Regions from separate parts of the Homo sapiens genome. Here region 2 is linked to region 1. The links are chromatin loops, found by intact Hi-C in ENCODE. Cell type or tissue: Caco-2. All regions are shown on one strand.

What was found. Hi-C counts contacts between places; a loop is a spot of excess contacts. Peaks named below come from ENCODE experiments on the same cell type or tissue, not always from the same donor. Only the 100,000 strongest peaks of a DNase experiment are listed, where the experiment ranks them.
Region 2: a loop joins it to region 1, with 4 times the contacts of the local background. A loop is called at or near these places in 1 of 110 quality-filtered maps.

What each region holds. Positions count from the first base shown.
Region 1 is chr5:9,827,116-9,835,115 of GRCh38, forward strand. The region is part of intron 4 of LINC02112 (long intergenic non-protein coding RNA 2112); the gene reads right to left. It also overlaps a transcript of TAS2R1 not described here. Among named protein-coding and RNA genes, the nearest start is that of LINC02221, 23 kb to the right of the region's middle. RefSeq lists enhancers at 4,801-5,301, 5,302-5,802, 6,526-7,027. In Caco-2, no CTCF peak of the experiment used is centred here; DNase peaks (open chromatin) are centred at 4,936 and 5,936.
Region 2 is chr5:10,141,957-10,149,956 of GRCh38, forward strand. No RefSeq gene overlaps it. Among named protein-coding and RNA genes, the nearest start is that of ATPSCKMT, 100 kb to the right of the region's middle. In Caco-2, a CTCF peak has its summit at 4,154 (motif pointing left); a DNase peak (open chromatin) is centred at 4,178.

The sequences.
Region 1 (8,000 bases):
TTTCAACAGGCACCAGCTTGAGTTCATCACCTTGTGCCCCTTCCTCCTTCCTCCTCCAGTCTTCCTGGAGTTAGAAATGGTACCAACCTAGGGGCACAGTCATCAGGCTTCCCTTCACCTGTCACCTCCTTTCTTACCCACCTCCAGGGCAATCCCAATCCTCTCAATTCTACCTGCAACACGACATCGCTGTACATCCATTTGTCCTAGTCCAGTCCATCTCCTGGATTGGGCAAGCATTGTCTCTAGTCTATTCCAACACCTCCTGCTTCCCATTTTCATCCTCTGTGACCCACTTGCCATGTTGTATTCAGAACAATCTTTTAAAACATAAATTGGGCCAGGAACAGTGGCTCATGCTTGAATGTCAGCACTTTTGGAGGCCAAGGCAGGAGGAGTACTTGAGTCCAGGATTTCAAGACCAACCTGGGCAACATAGTGAGATTCCATCCCTATACACACACACCCGGGTGTGGTGGCATGCACACACACACACACACACACACACACAATCACACATATCCAGGTGTTGTGGCATGCACTTGTAGTCCCAGCTACTCAAGAGGCTGAAGTGGGACTATCACTTGAACCTGGAAGGTTGAGGCTACAGTGAGCCATGATCATCCCACTGCATTCCAGCCTGGGTGACAGAGACAGAAGGAGACCTTCTCTCTAAATAAATAAAATACAAATTAAGTATCAGGTAAATACCTTTATCTGATTAAAATCCAGCAATTCCTTATTATCACAATAAAATCCAAGTTTATGTACTTATATTTCAAACAAATTTACCTACTTCTAATCCTTGCATGATGGAGTTTTTCAGCAATACCTTCTACGATATTCCGCTTTGCTAAATGTTCATTTTATTTCTAGAATTCAAAATATTTTCTAGTACCTTCATATTTCTGCAAAGCTGTTTTTCCTCTACCTAGAATATTACTTTTCTCCTCAACTCCTCTTTCAAATGCTTAGCTCATACTCATTCTTTAGGTCTTTTTTATTTTTATTTATTTATTTATTTTTTGAGACAGAGTTTCACTCTTGTCACCTAGGCTGGAGTGCCATGGCACAGTCTCAGCTCACTGCAACCTCTGCCTCCTGGGTTCAAGCAATTCTCCTGCCTCGGCCTCCTGAGTAGCTGAGATTACAGGCATCCACCACCATGTCTGGCTAATTTTTGTATTTTTAGTAGAGACAGGGTTTCACCATGTTGGCCAGGCTGGTCTCGAGCTCCTGACCTCAGGTGATCTGCCCGCCTCAGGCTCCCAAAGTGCTGGGATTACAGACATGAGTCACCACACCCAGCCTAGGTCTCATGTTAATTACTACAACTGAGGCCCAGGAATTACGGCATTTTAAGTATAACATATAATGCTTCCAAAGTACCAAGTATATGGTGTGACATGAGGCAGGCTGTTAATAAATGTTAGCTATTTATATAATTTAGGTTGTTCATGGGTAACAAAGTAATTTCCAGACTGAATTCATCTTTGAAATCAACTGCTTTGCATTTGCATAATTCATATCCCTGTTTTTCTATACTGGAAGCTAAAAACTGTGATTTTCTAATTTGCAATGTCATGTAGAGATAAGTGGGAGATAACTTATTCTGAATGATACAGTTGAATTCCAGACCATTGTAAACAGCTGTCCATTCTTACTTAAATGCTGTAAATTTTGCTTTTTATCATATATTTATATTCTAAAGCTGTTTTACATCAGAGAGATGATATGTCAACCTTGAAACATCACTGTCTAGTAACAACAAAACCCCAAAATAAGACAAAACTTTTTATTTTACTTCAGGTTGGTGGAGAAGAGTTTCATTAGATCTACTGGGTATATGGACTCTGTAGGAACACTGATTGTGAGGCTGAGGATGTAGCCAGTGCTGTGTTATGAATACAGAGGAAATGGGCTCCTGCATAGCATGGATGATAATCAACAATTGATAAAGAACCTCAGCTGTGTTGAGAACTTGAAATAAACTGACTTGTGTTGGAAGGGAAGCCACTGAATGCAAGGCTATCTACTGCTAGGGAGAAAAATTACGGCAAAGTAATCATTGTTTAGCCAGAGGCTAAAATTTCTGCAAAAGCTCTGAGATAAAAATTTTGAATAATAAAGGCATTTAAATTTAAACCTCACTAGCACTTCTTCTTAATCATACACAGACCTAATAATTCTCATAAAAACAGAAAAGTTCAGCTCTTCACCATACCATGGCAGGTGGGAGACACAGAAGGGGGAAAAGAATCATAACACAGGGAAGGGACCAGAGACACCCCACGGTCATTCCTCTAAGAACATCTCAGGATGCTGAGAAATTATCTTATCTTTGTGACCATAGACAAGGGCATCATTTGACCAATGACCAAAATCATATCTGTTTCTAGATCTCCTCTTGACCAAATTAATTGTACTGTGATTACTGAAATTAAAATTCATATAGATCTATTTTTCTGCTTTTGATTGCAGTGAAGAACAATAAGCAGCACTAAATTCTGTCTCCGCTTTCCTGCTGGAAAGGAGGAACCTGGCCTGCTAAACCCCAGCTGAGGGCTTAAGCCATGGGCCCAGGAGTGGCAGGGAACTGTCCCTTCAGCTCCAGAATAATGAGTCATGGTTGATGCAAATAACCCAGAGGAGCATTCCTCCAGAGATCAAGACAGAGAGGTAAAGTTGAAGGGTAAGCTAAAACCACAGGCAGTGTACCCCAAGCGAAAAAAAGCTTCAGAAGAAAAAAAAGAGGCTGAGACACAAAAGGGGGGAATGAATCATGGCACAGCAAAGGGACCAGAGATACTGCCTAGTCATTCCTCTAAGAATACCTCAGGACCCTGAGATTTGATCTTATCTTTGTGACCTTATCTTTGTGACCATTGACCTTGTCACACATGGTCACAAGGATAAGATAAAGCTGCTCCCACAGCAGGTGGGAGGCCACAAGCATTTTTGCATAGACCACCCACAGCTTTGGCCATGAAGGGAAGTAGCTCTTAAGGGTACTAGGCCTGCTCCAAGATTTACTGGATAAAAACAGGAGCAAGAGAACAGATTGGATGGATGGATGGATGGATGGATGGATGGATAGACAGATAGACAGACAGACAGACAGATAACAAAGGGAGAGATGATAGACATAGATAGTTAGATATAGACAGATGACAAAGAAAGATGACAGATATATACAGAAATACAGATAGGTAGGTAGATAGTTGACAGACACAGATGACAGATGATTGACAGATAGGTGGATGATAGGTATATGACAAAGAAAGAGAGATATGATAGACATAGAAAGATAGGTAGACAGATAGATGATAGATGACAGACACAAAAATAGATGACAGACACAGAAAAATAGATGACAGACTATGTAGATGACTGACAATAGAAAGATGGATGACAGAAAAAAGATGATAGACATAAATAGAGAGATGATAGATGGTTGGTAGGTAGGTAGGTAGATAGACACGTGCGCGCGCACACACACACACACACACACACACACACATACAACAGAGACAAAACAGACATACAGGTATAAAGCTTCTGAGTTTCTGCATTGGAAGGGATTTTAAGATGCCTACCTGATACCAAAGTAAGAATCATTTCTCTGCTATCCCCAACCAATAACGTACTAACTCTGAGGTCTTCTTCCTTCTTTCTTTATTCTTCTCCAAGAGAATATTTTCATGGTCACAAAGATCATCCAGTTTGACACTTTTTAAGAGGTGAACATAGATATAGAGAAGACAGCAACTTAATCAAGCTGTGGCATTTTTCCTGAGCCTCTGTTGACTCAGAGGCTTTAGTCTTTCCAGTAAATTCCTATGCATATGAATTTTTAAAAAATCATCTCATGCTTGCATGTTCTTGGAAAAATCTAAGTCCATTGGGTGATTGTTCAACACCATTAAGATGTCAGCAAATCAGTGGGCAAAGTTTATGAAGAGACATTTACAAAAAGAAGAAGGAAATCTCACTAACAAGCATAATATAATTATAACTTCTGGAGAGTATGCTGGTGACAGGGGAAACAGATTGCAGTTGGGACTGTAACTTGGTGGAACTCGTCTCAAGGCAATTTGAGAACGTTATCAACAACAGCAAATACGTTTATTTCCATTGACCCGGGAAGCTCAGCAGTAGTATTATATCATGAGGAAATACTGATAATATAGAGCAAAGTATTATGCACATTTTCCACAGGGCTATGACTAGAAGCAAAAAAAATATATAGTTATATAAACTATGGCATAGTGTCACGAAACAATAAAATTTTATAGCATTTAGAAGTGTTTGTTTTATTCTAAATTTAAAATAACAGAATACAGAAATATATATATGCAATATAATGTAGACATTTTTAACTAGAGAAAACTGCTAAAAGAAAATTCAGTGAAAGATTAAACGTGAGTATGGGGGATGCAATTACGTTTTTGTTTCTCTGTGTGCAAACTTTTGGCAATTTTGTTTTCTTTAACGAGCATGTTTCTGTTTTTTTTTCAAATCGTAACATATTAGTTTTAAAGAAAAACTAGGCTTATTATACTCATTTTTTTAGATTTCTGTTTCATCAAGGGGTTACTGTAATATCAACTCCTTGTCTTTTCTCCTCCAAGGCAAAATAATTCTTGCTTATTAAACCTTTCTTCACAAGTCTTACCTCCCAGCTCCTTAATTATATTTGCGATTTTTATCTGAAAAGGTCGTTAGGTCTTTCTTTAAAAATTTTCCAAACAAAATTCTGACATACTAGAGAGCCCACTGAATCACTTATTTGTTGGGAAATTCTTAGAGATATTTCAGTTTAACTCTGACAATTTCGCAATGGAAAAGAAAAAGGAGGCCGAGAGGAATGACGTGCGCTTCACAGTTTTAGAAAAAGCCAACTAGCACCAGGGCCAGCCTTCTTAGTTTACTCTCTTTCATCTACATAACCTGTTATCAAGTCCAGCTCATCTCCGGCTTAGGTTCTTTGTGTCTTTGATCTGCTGACCATGCTGGGTCTTATAGTTCAGTAACATGTTAAACATAAGGATCAATGAAAATATGCATACATTGACATCTTGGCATTTCACCAGTTTTCAGTGAAACAAACGAGCAACACTTTTCCTTCTTTTGTTCCAGATGTCCGCATGCCCTCCTTATTCACATACAAGTAAGGTGCAGAAATGAGGTTAAGCAGAGTCCAACAAGTCACTCATCAAAACATGCTGGTGATTGTCCTGAAATATGATCTCAGACTCATGGCTGAACATAGGTGTGCATTCATGTTTCAAGGTTTTACTAAAAAGGTGAAACGTAAGGCAAAACTATGAGAAGGGAGAAGGTGGACCTTTCCGCCATCTTCTGCTCCCAGCCAGGGTTCTCCTGTAGCTGGAAAGCAGTGCTTCTCTCAGCCCCTGTCGATAGGAATCCCTGCTTCTCAAGTGTTCCTCTAAGCAGAGGAGAAAATTAACTGTTGGGATTCAAAGGTGTCCCTTCTAGGACACATTGCCTCCATGTAAATCAAAAGCAAAATGAGCCAACTATGTGGCAGCTCATTCCACACAAGTGGGCAAACTTTGGTGTAAGATTAATGAAAAGAAATGAAAAAGACGTAGCAAGCCAAAATACCCATAATACAATTGAAGCACTTTGCAAATATTCCTCTATGTTTTTGTAAACCGAAAGTTGTCTGAGACAGGTCTCAATCAATTTAGGAAGTTTATTTTGCCAAGTTTAAGGATGTACTCGTGACAGTGACACAGCCTCAGGAGGTCCTGATGACATGTGTCTGAGGTGGTCAGGGTACAGCTTGCTTTTATACATTTTAGGGAGACATCAGACATCAATCAATATGTAGAAGATGTACATCGTTTTAATCAGGTAAGGCGGGACGACAAGAGGCAGAGGCTTTCAGGACATAGGTAGATAAGAGACAAAAGATTGCATTCTTCTGAGTCCTCTATCAGCCTTGCACTGAATACACAGTTTAGTCTGGCTCAGTGAATCTGCATTTATCACATAAACAGCAGGGCAGAGAAAGCAGCCAGGTATGCATTTGTCTCAGGCGAGCCTCAGAGAGATGACTTTGAGTTCTGTCTGTCCTTTGTCCGTAAGGAATTTTCTTGTAGGCAAATTGTGAGGAAGGTATGCAGCTTTTTATCTTTGTAGCTATCTTATTTAGGAATACAATCTGAGGCAGGTTTCTGACACAGTTCCCAGCTTGATTTTTTCCCTTGGCTTAGTGATTTTGGGGTCCCAAGATGTATTTTCCTTTCACATTTTATAACTGTAACTTTTCAACGCTGTTGCTAAAAGTATCCTTTATTATGGAATATTTTCTTTGTGAGCTGTGAAAAGACAAAGTTAAGGCAAAATGACAAAGAAGGGTTACAAATGAAAAGATGCCCTGATGCTGATGGATAAATGCAAGCTGGAAGACAGCTGGGTGACAACTTATGTCAGGTAAAAAGGGACACATTGATGGTATCAAAAAACAAAAGAAGATTAAGAACAAATATCCATAAAAGAAGAAAAATACTTGTGTGGTACAAAGGAAAAATCACCCCATCAGATTAGGCAAATCTGATTAAGAGTGAAACATATGAATATAATAAAAATATAAATACAGTTGTATCACATGAAACTGCTGTTTTGGTAGGTCAAGAATAGTTGAATATTGGTAATGGTTTAGCCCAAAGAATTCACTTAGAGGAGGCATAGACTTCCTGTTGCATGTGAGAATTGAGTTCCTGCAAACCAGTCCTTTTATTATTGCTCTAAACTTTCCAACTTTTAAAAAAGACCCTGAGGCATCAGTGTTGGCTTCTCAGAGCCCCAGGTGAGTAAAGCAGAACAGCTGACATTGTAAGCAGGCGATTCCTGTCTGGTAGGGCCACTAGCTGGTGACTCCTTTGTTCAGTACGGAGATGGATTCAGCTCCCCAGCTGCTCCCTTAATCTTCACCACATCCCCCTTCCAGGCCCTACCTGGAAGAGCGTAAGGTCCCTGGCTGTAGGGAAAGGGCAGGAAGCAGAGCAGAACTGTTTCTGCGTCAAGCGCTCAGGAGCTAGGAGCTGGGAGCTGGGCGCACTGACTTGGGATCCCAACTGCCTGGGTCTAAGCCCCAGCTGTGCTTCTCCCCAGAGTTTCCTCAACATCCTGTTTCCTCGTTTAGAAATCTAAGCCACAGAATCCCATCTTAGTGGGTCAAGTGACCCCCAATTGAGTTAGCACATGCAAGGTGCTTAAAATAAACAGTACCTGGCACAAAAAGAAACTCAATAAATGTTCACAATTGTGATTTTAATCTTTTGTGTGGATGAGTGCAGTTGCAGAAAGGAAAAGCTGGGTACACATAAAAACAGTTTTAAAAAATGCCCAGAGTACAGAGTTATTTACGCTAATGTGTTCACACCTATGGAGAAAAGTTTGTAGAATGAAAAAAAAATATTTTAAAGATCAAATAGAGCAAAGCAACCACAGCAAATACTTGTATTTCTCTAGTTTCATCTTCAGACGTTCCCCAGGGACACAGGCAATAGCTCCCTCCCCTGCATTAGAAAGATGACTGTCAAAATTAATCTGCAGTATTAGGGGTAGTGCTGACAGTTTCATCTCTGTAAATGTTATTACTGCATTAAAAAAAAAAAAGAAACCCACAAACCTCTGCCCATCTTTGTAGTCCAGGCACTTGGAGAGTTCTTACGGGGAGAAGCACTTCTCCCCATCGATAGAAATTCAATTTGCTGCACAAGTTAAGATGCAGTAAACTTGTCTCTCCCTTGCTTTACTGCTGCTTTCACAATCATAAAACGAGCCTAATGTTTAAATGTTAGAAAGCATTTAATATTTAATCGTTGGAGATTAAGTCTCTTTCATGACGCCTGAGCTGCCCAGCAACAGGTTAGAAATTGATTGTCTGCCGACCCCTAGGGGCACGGCAGCAGCTCAGCTTTCAACATCTGCCCCCAGCTTTCTAAGGCTCAGAAACGCCAAAGGAA
Region 2 (8,000 bases), 310 kb after region 1:
ATCCAAAGGAAAGGCAATCAGTATATCTAAAGGATAGGATACCTGACCCCAATGTTTATTGCAGCACTATTCACAATAGTCAAGATGTGCAATCAACCTGCATGTCCACCAGCAAATGAATGGATAAAGAAAATGTGATGTATACACAATGAAATACTATTCAGCCATTAAAAAGAATAAAATCCTGTCATTTGTAGCAACATGGATGGAACTGGGGATCATTATGTTAAGTGAAATAAGTCAGGCACAGAAAGACAAATATCACATGTTCTCATTTATATGTGTGATGTGGTTTAGCTGTGTGTCCCCAACCAAATATCATCTTGAATTGCAATACCCCAGGTGTTAAGGGAGGAACCTGATGGGAAGTGATTGAATTAGGGGACAGTTTTCCCCATGCCATTCTTGTGATACTGAGTGAATTCTCATGAGCTCTGATGGTTTTACAAATGGTAGTTTCTCCTGCACTCTCACACACGTTTCTCTCTCCTGCCACCATGTGAAGAAGGTCCTTGCTTCCCCTTCACCTTCCACCATGATTGTAAGTTTCCTGAGGCCCCCCAAGCCATGTGGAACTGTGAGTCAATGAAACCTCTTTCTTTTATAAATTACCCAGTCTCAGGAAGTTCTTCATAGTAGTGTGCGAATGGACTAATACAATGTGGAAGCTAAAAAAAGTGGATCTTAGGGAGGCAGAGAGTAGAATGATATTTACCAGAGGGTGGGGAAACACGGGGAGGAAGATAGGTTGGTTAATGGATACAAACATACTGTGATGGTTAATACTGAGTGTCAACTTGATTGGATTGAAGGATACAAAGTATTGATCCTGGGTGTGTCTCTGAGGGTGTTGCCAAAAGAGATTAACATTTGAGTCAGTGGTCTGAGGAAGGGAGATCCACCCTTAGTCTGCTGGGCACCATCTAATCGCAGCCATCGAATATAAAGCAGGCAGAAAAACGGGAAAAGGAGAGACTAGCTTAGCCTCCCAGCCTACATTTTTCTCCTGTGCTGGATGCTTCCTGTCCTCAAACATCGAACTCCAAGTTCTTCAGTTTTGAGACTCGGACTGGCTCTCCTATCTCCTTAAGCTTGCAGACAGCCTATTGTGGGAACTTGTGATGGTGTAAGTTAATACTTAATAAACTCATATATATATATATATCATATATATGATATATATATGAGTTTATACATATATCATATATATGATATATATATGAGTTTATATATATATCATATATATGATATATATGAGTTTATATATATATCATATATATGATATATATATGAGTCTATATATATATATATCCTGTTAGATCTGTCGCTCTAGAGAACCGTAATACATATACAGTTCTCGTGTTCAATAGCACAGTTGATTGACTACAGTTAACAATAATCTATTGTATATTTCAAAATAGCTAGAAGATTTGAAATGTTCCCAACACAAAGAAATGATACATGTTCAAGGTGATGAATATCCTAAATACCCCAATTTGATCATTACACATTGTGTGCATATATCAAAATATCACATGTACACCATAATTATGTACAAATATCATAAAATGTACATATGCAGGTAAATATTTTGCCCTTAGCTTCAACGGATATAAAATTACTCTATCAAGTTGCTACAAAAGTTTCTAAACACTCTCCATTTCAGCACTTATCTCACCACAGAAAGTAACAAAGAGTTCTTGGACTGGCATAGCCCGTGAACTACCTGGAATTGTGCTGCCCCGGACTGAGGGTCAGCAAACTCCTGCCCAAGGGCAGGCCAAATCCATCATCTTGTCATTTAAGTATTGTCTGAGGCTGCCTTTGGGCTTTCGTGCTACAAAAGCAGACTTGAAACAACCACTTACTAAATGGCCTTTTATTGAAAAATGTTTGCCAACTCCTGCCCTAGTCTACTTCAAAAACACTGCCCACCCATCTCAGTACCTCCAGTCTTCCCAAAGCCACAGCTGCTTACCTCCTCCAGTAACCATGAGAGAATTTCTTCAATAACGACAAGAAGATAGTATTTACCAAGTAGATCAGCTTCCTAGGGCTGCTGTAACAAATTACAGCAAAGGGTGGCTTAAAAACAGAAATTTCGTTTCCCACAGTTCTCAAGGCCAGAAGTCCAAAATCAAGGTGTAGAGATGGCTGTACTTCCTCCAAAAGCTCTAAGGGAAACACCTTCCTTCCCTCTTCCAGTTTCTGGTAGCTCCTGGTATTTCTTGGCTTCTCCCTGCATCACCCCAATCTCTGCCTCCATCTCCACATGGCCCTCTTGTCTATGTCTGTGTCTTCTCTTCTAAGTCCGCCTGCCATTGGACTTAGGGCCTATCTGGATAATCCAGGATGATCTCATCTCAAGATCTTTAAATTGATTACATCTATGAAGACCCTTTCTCCAAATTAGGTCACATTCGCAGGTTCCAAAAGTTGCAACATTGATACTATGGTTTGAATGTTTGCCCCCTCCAAAACTCGTGTTGAAACTTAATCCCCAATGTAATATTGTTAAAATGAGAGGCCTTTAAGAAGTAACACCAACATGGTACATGTACACATATGTAACAAACCTGCACGTTGTGCACATGTACCTTAAAACTTAAAGTATAATAATAATAAAATTTAAAAAAAAGAAGTAATTGGATCATGAGGGCTCTGCTCCAAGTCATTAACGGGTTAATGAATTAATGGGTTATCACTGGAGTGAACCTGTTAAAAAGCCAGTTTGGCTCTCAGTGAGCCTCTCTTGCCCTGTGATGCCTTCACCATGTTATGACACAGCCCAAGGCCCTCTCCAGAAGCCAACCAGATGCAGCCACCTGATTTGGACTTCCCAGCCTCCGTAACTATAAGAAATAAATTTATTTTCTTTATAAACTACCCAGTCTCCATTATTCAGTTACAGCAACAGAAAATGGACTAAGACGGTGGACATATCTTCTGGGTGGGGGCACGGTTCAAGCCACGACACTGAGTGTTTACTCTGTACCAGACGGTGTTCTCATTCTCTAATCTCAACCTCACAGCACCTTTATGTGGAAAACACTGTCCTCATTTTACAAATGAGTAAATCAAGTCCCCAAGAAGAATCCACATATAATTTTCCAAGGATTACACAATGAGACAGAGGTAGGATTCAGGCCCATACCCATAACCACTGCAACCTGCAGCCCTGAGGGTCTTGGGAGCATTCACTGGGTGCTCTGCGTGTGTCAAGCAGCAGTCTCAGCACTCTGCACATATCATGGCCCCTTAATTCTCATAATAAATATGGGAGATTGCCGTTATTATTATTATTATTACTTTATAGAGGAGAAAATAGAGATTTAGTCTTAAAGACTAAGATCACCCAGCTAATCAGTGGCAACATTAGGGCTTGAACCTAGGTCTATTGGAAAACAAAGCCAGACTCATTTCTACGACACTAAGCAAAACTTTGTATAACAGCAGGGCAATTCCCAAACTCAAACTCCATCAGCCTCAGAGAGTAAGCCCATGAAGTTATCATGAGCCACTGAGATTGTCACCTCCTATCCTTGCTGAGTGAGTCCTGACGGGCCTCAGGGCCCCAGGCTCCCTTGGTCCTGTGGCTCAGACTTCACCAGGCCTTCAGGTCTTGCGAATCCAGCCAGAAGATGGGGAAGAGGGGAGGAGAGTGACACACTCACTTCTTAACTTGCCTTGGAGGTGACAATGCACTCTTTTTCACATTCCATTGGCCAGAACTAGACACATGCAAGGGAGGCTGGGGCACTCTACATCATGGAAGGAGGCCCCCAAATTTTAAGCAGACAACTAGTCACCTCCCTATATTAAAAAGCTATTTTATAAAACCTTCGAAATTCTCAGGGTTTTGGCACATAGCAGTAATTCAGTAATTTTTTGAATGAATGATTGAAGCTAACTGGGGAAAAATAAAGCTGGCTCCACAAGCTGGACAGCAGAGCTACCGGAGCAGTAAGTCCGCAGTGGTCAGGTGTAGTGCAAAGTACTACTGGCCTCTATGACCCTTTCCTACAAATGACTAAAAGGCACCTCTTCTTTAAGACTTCCGTCTATCATAAAATCATCACACTCTACTGATTTTTGTTAGAACAAGGCAATTTACTGCCATCTGCTGGAAATGTAACATACACAAATCCGCAATGTCTGTAATGTGAGTGGTAACTGCCGGCAATGGGCACCATTGTGCAATGCACAACCTGCACAACTGTACAGAGCAGCTCTGAGTGCTGATGGTAAGACCAGAGGAGCAACAGAGGAAAGTGAGGTCCTCACTGTGTGGATAAGAGTCCTCTGCATGTGGGGAGACCGCAGGATGGACCCAATGGTGCTGATACTGGCTCCTTGTATTTTGCTTGCTGGTGGAGGAAAGATCTGGGGGCCAAGGCAGGGGCACAGGCCTCCTCCGTCATCAGGAGGGACAAACACCTCTTCTGTACAGGCCTGGGTCTCAAAGGCCAATTCAATAGAGTTCATAAGGAAGGCAGAAACTTTATGGTTCTCAGTCTTGCTGACAAGCCAAGAATGTAAATTGCCTGAGAGCAGGGGCCACTTCCACAACATAGGGTCAGTCAGATGCCCCAAGAAGCTCCCAGACTCACACCCCTGGAGTGGGCCTTGTCCTGAGCCAGGAGGGCAGCCTGGCCAGTGGATCACTCCCACCGGGTGGGACACATTGGTTTCAAGGGATTGTGCCATACTGGGCTCCCGGAATGGTGCTGATGTGCTGACTTGGGAGGATTGCTCACGGCAGACACGGGACAAGCTCAGGGCTCTGAGCCCCTGCAGAGCCCCTTTTGACTCTGGGACAAGAGTCGAGTGTGTGGGTCTGTGCATGGCACTCACCCGTCTGTTCTAATTACAGGGCCACCTCGGGGCCACAGTGCTTGTGGAGCTCGGGTGGTGGAAAGCATCCTTAACCCTGGCAAGCAAGGAGGTTACCCCAACTCCTTTGCAGGCTCTGTGTTGCACCCCGCTTCCAAGACTTTCCAGACCAGCAGCCATGGGGCTTTGGGATTGATCTCCTCTCCCATTTCCAATTGATGCGGTGATATCACACTCATCACACCTAGAACAATTTTTTTCTTACATTGTTTTACCCCTTTTAAATAAGCTTTATTTTTTGTATCAGCTTTACGTTTACAACAAAATTGAGCAGATACTAGAGAGAGTTCCCATATTCCCCTACCCCACACAGGTACAGCCTCTCCCACTATCAACCTCCCTGATTTTAAGTTGTTTATTTTGGGGGTTTTGTTTTTTTGAGACAGGATCTCGCTCTGTTGCCTAGGCTAGAGGGCAGTGGCATGATCACAGCTCACTGCAGCCTCAACTTCCTGGGCTCAAGAGATCCCGTCACCTCGGCCTCTTGAGTAGCTGGGACCACAGGACCCGATAGCAACACTATACCTGGCTAACTTTTTTTTAAGAGATGGGGTCTCCCTATTTTGCTGTTCTTGAACTCCTGGGCTCAAGTGATCCTCCTGCCTCAGCCTCCCAAAGTTCTGGGATTGCAGGTGTGAGCCACCATGCCCAGCTAAGTTTTTAATTTTTTTGTTATATTTTTATAAAAGAAAAATAACATCAAGACACTTCATAAATGGGTGCAGAAAATTATAACAACTAAACACTTATATTTAGTCCCATATACACATGTACAATGGCTGGAACAGACAGAATGCTATTTTTACAAACCATCAGGTTCTTGGACAATCCAGGATTTCTCAAGGTTCCCAGATCTCTGAGAATACCTGGTGGATTATCTCTGGGATAACACACAGAAGCTGTCTGCAAACCTTCAGATGGACTTTTTTTTTTTTAACTTTTATCATAAGTTCAGGGGGTATTAGTGCAGATTTGTTATGTAGGTAAACTTGTGTCATATGGGTTTGTTGTACAGATTATTTCATCACCCAGGTATTAAGCCTTCTACCCATTAGTTACTTTTTCTGATCCTCTCTCTCCTCTCGCCCTCCACCCTCCAAAAGCCCCCAGATGAACATTTTTATAGAAGTAACGGGAAATACAGTGGGAATCCTTGAGTTGTATTTTCTAGGGTCAGTCTTAAGCTCCACAGGATGAGGGGAGGATATTTCTTGCACCCACAGCCCACTCCCACCACACCCTGGGCCCCTCATGATTAACATTCAGCAAGATCACATCCTAGGAATGCAGCAATCAGTGTCTAAAAGAAAACGTGGCTGGGAGATGTGCTGCTCTACCTTTATGCTATAAAATCTGTACATTTAACATGGTCAGAAATGAATTCTCACTCACATTTTACTGCTTTCTCTGGGGAAGACTTGCATTTGTGGTCATCATTGACAGAACGCAGTCATCATCTCGAAGAGTGTCTGGAAGCCAGGGTCCCCGACCAGCACAAGGGATGGGACAGTGTCATGAGTAACGGTGTCACCAGCCTTAAGTAAATGGACTGGGGACATTCAGAGGCAAGATGAGCTATGCCATTTCAATGCAAACAGCTTGCAAAGAGCCAAAGAGGTTATGAGTGACAACCTTAACGTAACAACCAGGTGACATGTGGAATTGTTTTGGAATGTTGTCTTTGGCAATAAATACTAGGAAGCTATGGTTTCTAGATCTGAACAGAAAGAGATGGCACCTGGGGAGGAGAACAACTTTCACATGCCTCAATTGGAAAACATGTAAATACATAAGTACCTCTATGCTACTTATTATTCTAAATCCTTATTGATAAATCACTATGCCCCACATGGGCCCATACGTCTTGTCACACATTTATTAATCAAATAATTACTACAGACAGAGACCTCATATAAGAATATTTTCCTGGGATCCCACACAACCTAGGGAAAGCCCAGGTGAGTACCCCAATAAATACTGCTTGAAGGAGATTAGGAAAAGAAATGAATGGGCTCAAATAGGAAAGTTGGAAGAATTCAAGTATATACATCAGGAGGAAAGGGGGGGAGGGAAATGAGTTAATAAAACAAATAAGAATTGATCATATGTTTCACATTTAAAAATAGTTATAATTGACCCGGCGTCTCATATTTTGGATAGAAGAGAAGAAATTCAGCTCCACACCTTGTCAGAAAAATATAGCATTGAGATTCAGAAAATACACACACAGCCGGGGCATTTCCCTTTCCAATAACGTGTTACTAGTTAGAGTCGACATAACCAATAGAAACATTAATATAGGTTTAAACAAGTGTATCTCCTAGGCAGATCCTTAAATTCCTTTAATTTTACATTAGGATATAAAATCGCTCATTCTAATGGGTTAGTAAATGCATATAGTCCTTCAGAAGCCTCATTGATGAAAACACAGCACAGGCAGAGGGAAATAGACTGTTATTTCTGCTCTGGCTGTATTTCCATTTCCTAATAACAGTAATGAACTTGAAGCATCGTATTTGCACACAAATAGGTCTAGATTCCAGTTTGGCTGCAGCTATACAGTTAAGCGTGTCACTGATGTGCACTTCCCAGCCTCAAAACACAATTTAAAGATCACTTTATGGAGAGTCGAATTACAGCAATGTGCTTAAGCATTAGGGCTGTGGTATTTCTAAAAACTGTTGGCAACAGGGCCAAGTTCTATGGCTCATAAAAGTCGATCACAAAGTTCTGAGCTACTGCAGCTCATTGATTGTGGTTATCCTTTAAGTTTCTTAATGTTCCCACCCATGGTATACTGGCACCCATTCCATTTCTCAAGCTTTGACACTGTTCTTTCCTTCCTTCCCCTTCTCCTTGCTCACACGTTTACAAACGACTGCTCTGGGCCATGCCCAGGTAGAGTCGTGCACAGGTCCTACCCTCCAGCAGCTCAGAATGTGCTTAGGCCGACGCGAAAACAAGTAAGTACAATGTGAATATTGATGCGTACCAGTCACCATGAAAACACAGAACGGGGAACACCTGCTGCCGCCCACCTGAACTGAGCCTTCGTGAACATGAGTTCAACAAGCAAACCATGGGATGGGGGGCAAGAAATGGCATTT